Linked DNA regions of Mus musculus: region 1 is linked to region 2. Evidence: chromatin contacts called from ENCODE Hi-C or POLR2A ChIA-PET data. All regions are on one chromosome and are shown on one strand. Each heading gives the region's core, a stretch centred on a gene start or an enhancer-like site at or near the end of the contact. The rest is flanking DNA. Distances are from core to core; before and after follow the strand shown.

Region 1 (2,929 bases), core at 338-2,837, 33 kb before region 2:
TGGCTGTCTGTATGCTGTGATCTTGAGGGTGGGAGAGACAGGGTCTAGCCAAAGATGGGGATTACCTTCAAAAAGGGCCAGAAGGCTGTTTCTCATTTGTTCATTAAAGAAAACAGGTGCCAAGTAGGTTCCCTTTTTACAAATGCTTCTTGTAGAGATCATTTGAATAAAACTTGCGGTGTAATAGAAGTAGTTGCTCTAGGCTCCAGTTTTGACTGATTTCTGTTGGTTCTGCAGGTCTGTGTGGGCCACACAGGGGTTTCGGGGAGCGGTAACTATCCACGGCAGGGTGTCTTGATGCTGGTGGTGCTTTGTTGTTTTTAGAGTTGCTTTTATTTCCAGTATATGAGTGTTTTCCCTGACGTTATGTATGCGCACCACGTGTCTGCCCCGTGCCCGAGGAATTTAGAAGAGGGTGTCACATCTCCTGGACCTGGAGTGAGGGACGGTTATGGGCCACCATCTGAGTGCTGGGAACAGAGCCCAGGTCCCCTGAGAGAGCAACAAGTGCTTGCAACCACTGAGCCATCTCTCCGCGCCCCCTGTTGTTACTCTTAAGTGATTAAGACAGGAAGCAGTAATGCAGAGTTCCCAGTACTCTGCTCAGCTTCCCAAGGGTAACACCATCAGTGACCACGGTGCATTGTTCACTAAGCTGGAAACTGATTTGGTGCAGCATGGCAAGAGATGTCACTAGGATCCAGTGTACGTATATGTGTGTGTGTGTGCATCTCTGTGTGTCATTCTGTGCACCTTCATCTTTCAAGTCCCCTTGATTTGTAACATGGTCGTTTGTCATGAAATTAGTTGGAATTGCTCATGTGAATAAGGAGACCACACTGGAAGTGACGTCACTGGAAGGGAAGTCTTGCTTTAACGTTTTTTTTTTTTTTTTTTTTTTTTTTTTTTAGTGAAGGTTTCTGGATCAGGAAGTAGAGAGTCAGGTTCTAATTCCATTTCTCTAGCCATCCAGCTGTGCTGTTTCGATCACATCACAAACATGCTCAGAGCATCCCTCCCTCATCTCTGAATGGAGGCGCTAAGCCAAGCAAGACTCTTGATTCCCCTTTTCCCTTCCCTAAATCCCTCATAGCTGCTGCTTTTCAGCAGAGCATGCCCTGCCAGTCACTGAATTGTTGTCGCCCCAAACCTCAGATGGACACATCCCGTCTTCTTCCATTGCTACACCTGTCCTCAGTAGCAGTGCCTGCTGCCCCAGGGAGCCCTCTCTGTCCTCAGTGGCAGTCTTCACTGTCCCGGGGAGCCTTCTCTGTCCTCAGTGGCAGTGCCCACTGCCCCAGGGAGCCCTCTCTGTCCTAAGTGGCGTGTCTATGCCCCCAGGGATCCTTCTGAAGTCTGCCCTGTCTCATTACTCATCTGGGTTCGTGGAATAGGTTGCATATGTGCTTTCTACCAACAATTGTCTACATAGCAAGCAGAATTTACAAAGCAGATCCACTTCGGTGGCCCCTCGTGACACTGGAGGAACAGTTCGCCCCAGCTCCTGCTGCTAATCTGAGTGTCAGCTATCAGTTTCCCTTCCTCTGCCTGGCCACCAGCCACGTAGGCTCCGTGCTGTTCCAGTTGCCGAGTCTGTGCCTCCCTGTGGTCTTGCCTACCTGCTTGCTCACACTATCTCATGTTCTCCTCTGCTAATTAGCCCCATCTTGTATCTTGCTGCGACACCTCTCCAGTGAGGCTACTGTATCAGCTCCCTCCCCCAAGTCACTTTCCCTTATGCCACCTCAGGCTGCTGCTGCTGCCACAGCGTGTAATACCATATGACTTGGCTATCCTTGGCTGTGACTAGACTGGCGAGCTAACCCTCCCCAGACTGCAGGCTCCCCAGAAAGGTTTGCCTCAGCTGCCTGGTTCATGCTGCATTAGGATAATTCCCTGGCCAAAGAAGCCATCAATAATTGTTGAACATGTGCAGTAATGGACCAGATAGTCATAATAGTTCTTGAAATTGAAAAAGTAATTAAATTAAATAATTTTATGGTAAAATGATTAATTTTTTGGTATGTTTTGGATTCTTCTGGGAACATTCTTAACAGATTCCTATATAGATTTCTTTTATGTGTGTGTATTGACAAAGGGTCTTTTCTGAGGCAGAACCTTTTGAGGTGATGACGATAAGGTTTCTGTGCCCTGATAAGAACCAAGGGCCTTGAACATGCTAGGCAAACACATACCATCACCGAGGCAGCTAACACACCATACTGAGCCGCATCCGAGCCTCAGCTAACACACCATACTGAGCCACATCCCAGCCTCAGCTGTGGTTTTGCTTTAGAAAAATCAGGGTTTGACTTTCTTGGCCTTTCGGAAGCGCAGGAAACTCAGGATCATGTGGTTTGACATTGAGCCAGATGTGCTTTTGCTGTCAGCCTGAATGCCTTCCTTTCCTTTTGAATTTAAGATGTCAATAAGGGCTCGAGCTGGGAGCTGCTGATTCTCTCGTATAAACCGAAAGACGAGGTTTACGTCCTTGCCTCTCTTCTTAAATTCTTGTTTAATTCCCATTTATTGATGGTCAGAACCACACAGTGAAACTGCCACTGTAAACAGGCTCCCAGACCTCAGCACAGCTGACTCTATGATAGAAGTACCATTTAGGCCTTGAAACTCAGTGCATAGAAGACAGCACCATCAGCCAAAGTGAAAACAAAGACCTAATCCATCAAAGTCCACAGTTCTGGGAAAGTCTCTAAATGCACTAACCTGGCTTTTTGGCTCCTGTAGTTCCTCTTCTGGCTAACTGTTATTGTTAACTGAAGTATGTCAACCTAGCATATGTTTTTTGTGCTTATAATCTTGCCCTGAGAAAGGCTTGGGGCTTTGTGGGATCCCAAACACCCAATGTAGTCGCCAGCCGGCTAATAAAGACTTCCTATTGGCTCAAATCCATGTCTGAGTCGTCTTCTCT
Region 2 (2,700 bases), core at 120-2,619:
TAGAGTCCTCCTTGCCTTTCTTGAGGCCTGCGGTAAAGTTGGAAGAGGGGAAGTCCATATGAAACTGTCCTTTGTCTTTTCCTCCATACTCTATGCAGGAGTACCCAGAGCGGCTTCTGGGGAGGTAATTTTGTCCGCCTGAGGGTTTTACAATAGGTTCTGTTGTTCTTATGCGTAGGCAAAGACATGTCTTTTTGTTTAGAGGATTTTGAAATGTGTTCCTCCACCCAGAGCACCCAAGCCCAGGCTAAGCACAGAATCCTTTTATAACTACAGGTTATGATCTGATTCACTAGAAACAAGGGCCGGTGTTAAAAACAGAGCCTAAGGATCTTGAGCCCCTCTGTAAGGATTACCAAAAGAAACCAGTGAAATGTATCAAGGAAGGAAGCTACAGTCAAAACTGTATTTCTTCTTTAAAATTCTTAAGGCTCATAGGAAGCTTTGCATCTGATTCTCAGCTACCAAAAATAATTTGTGTGTGGAAGATGCCTCAGAAATGGAATATACTTAGGCGCCCACGGCTGACTGCTTTTCAGATGTGTGGTTATCAGTTGTAGCTTGAATTTAGAGAGTACGAGATGATGCAGACAGGGTTCCTGGGGGGTTAGTTTGTTACTTTCTGAGATAGTTATTTTCTGAGATTCTGATGAGAAGCCTGACAGAATGCCTTCAACCTCTGTGACTCCCAGGAAATGCTGTTAGCTTTATTCTGGTTTCATAGTTTTGGTCAAGGTAGATTCCAGAATAAAACAGACATTTTCTTCTTAGTAAAAAGGGGACGAGGCATCCTATTCCTAGGCTCGGAACTAAGGCAAGTCTTGCGCTTACCCTACTCTGTTGCATTCTCGGGTTATCAGATTTGCAAGTCGGAGTTGGGGAAAGTTTCTATCGGGACTCAAGCAACTCAGCCTCCAGTCCTTGCTAATACCAACAACCCGAAGGCAGTTTTCTACCACCTGGGAAAGAAAAAAAAATCTTTCTAAAAGATGGCACACGGCTTGCTTTCCTGTGCACTTTCAGCAGGTCTAGAGCTGCATCTGGCCGAGTCGGGTAATCCAATCTATTTTAACGCAAAGATTTTCCGAGAAGGCAGGAAACCAGCAAGGGGGAAGGCTTTCAGGCATCTGCTGTTTCGTTTCCAGATCCCTTGTGTTAATTTAATGTTTCTAGGGAACCCGGGGTTTTTTCTCGGAATCTCTTCTCTAGGAACTGGTGTGTGCCGCGATAAGGCTAAGACTAAGGGGGCTGCAGCCGGAGGCAGCGTCCCCGCTCCAGGGTGCAGACTTTCCCCGCCGCCACCGCCACCGCCACTGCCACCGCGAGGGTGACAGCACCCTTCGAAGAGTGAGTGTTTGCCTGTGTGCAATTAGGAAAGGCAACCCCGTGAAGCGATCGACATGCCCTCACCCCATCAAAACCAGGGCAACTCGACTCTGTTGAGGAAACAAACTCCATTCCATCCCAAGCCGGAGTGAAACGTGAGCTTTGCACAAACACTGGCACTGCTTCGGGAATACCGGGAAACTCGCCTTTCTTCCAGCGGCCTCCGCAGAGCTTTGCCCAGACAGCAGTACTAGCTTGCTGGGGGTTTTAGTGTGTGAGATGAGTTTTGGTTCCGTGCTTGCAGCCAGGTGTTAGCACTGGTGTGTGTTGGGCCCTATCAGCCCTATGACCAACAGCCGGCCTGGCCTCTCCAGCGTCTCCTCTCCCGCCATGGACCTGAAGCCTCACTCAAACCTCGCTTCTGCAAAGGCGTCCTGTAGACAAAAGCCTGCCCTTAAAAATTTTAAAGACTGTATGCTATTCCTGTTTAGACTCACGCAATGGGGATAATCCATGCTGCCCTGAAAATAGGGTTGAGAACTAAGATGGAGTGAGTTCACGTGGCCCTTTAATAGTAGAAACAGAACCGGAACTCCGATAAACCCAGCATTCTGTTACTGAGTTACAGAACTATTCTACAGAATCCTAGAGGTGGACCAGAGTGTTGTCCTCTTGTCATCCCCCCCCCCCCTATGACATTCTAGCAATCTGGCTGTTTCTGATTGCTGTGGTTGTGATTGCACACAATTCCATCGCTGGAAAACTCTAATGATTGCACTGTTGTTTCGAACACTAACTGGAATTCTCTGAGAAACTGTTCTTTAAACAATGAAAGGCTAAAATTACTCTTTTCCGCATATTTTTAATTGGTGTGGATGTATTTGAAAATCATGATAAAAATGAGCTTTCTATTGTGTTCACATTTAGGTTCCAGTCCAGGCTGTGTGTGCTATGAATTATTGGGAACAATCTTTGGTTTCTAGGTAGTGCTTTGAGGTTATGTAATGAAATGTTATATTGTAATATTTTAACATTTTAAATGATTTGACACTTAATATTTATTATTTTTTTTTATGTGCTTTGGTATTTGACCTGCATGTATGTCTGTGTGAAGGTGTCAGATCCCCTGGAATTGGAGTTATAGATACTTGTTAACTGCTATATGGATGCTGGGAATTGAACCTGTTTCCTCTGAAAAAACAGCCAGTGCTTTTAACAATGGAGCCATCTCTCCAGCTCTCCTCCTCCTATTATTATTATTATTATTATTATTATTACTATTACTAATGTGTGCTCCAGAGGACAACTTCTGAACAGTTGCTACCTTCTTTGATACAGGGTCTCTCATTGGCCTGGTGCTCATGGATTAGGCTA

The links. Hi-C counts contacts between places; a loop is a spot of excess contacts on that map. ChIA-PET counts read pairs that join two places held with the same protein, here RNA polymerase II (POLR2A).
Region 1: a map of heart shows a loop between it and region 2 (2.4-fold over the local background). The contact joins two enhancer-like sites. A Hi-C loop is called at or near these places in 6 of 37 maps with a recorded cell type or tissue (CH12.LX, gastrocnemius, heart and 1 more). POLR2A ChIA-PET finds 5 or more read pairs at or near these places in 3 of 5 experiments (all embryonic stem cell).

What each region holds. Positions count from the first base shown.
Region 1 is chr10:95,296,622-95,299,550 of GRCm38, reverse strand. The region is part of intron 2 of Cradd (CASP2 and RIPK1 domain containing adaptor with death domain); the gene reads left to right. Among named protein-coding and RNA genes, the nearest start is that of Cradd, 26 kb to the left of the region's middle. Within about 2 kb of position 1,587, at least 2 of the 3 ENCODE cell types and tissues checked have a DNase peak (open chromatin) inside an H3K27ac peak, as active enhancers do; they include gastrocnemius and heart, where a contact is called at or near this core.
Region 2 is chr10:95,263,539-95,266,238 of GRCm38, reverse strand. The region is part of intron 2 of Cradd (CASP2 and RIPK1 domain containing adaptor with death domain); the gene reads left to right. Among named protein-coding and RNA genes, the nearest start is that of Cradd, 59 kb to the left of the region's middle. Within about 2 kb of position 1,369, at least 3 of the 3 ENCODE cell types and tissues checked have a DNase peak (open chromatin) inside an H3K27ac peak, as active enhancers do; they include gastrocnemius and heart, where a contact is called at or near this core.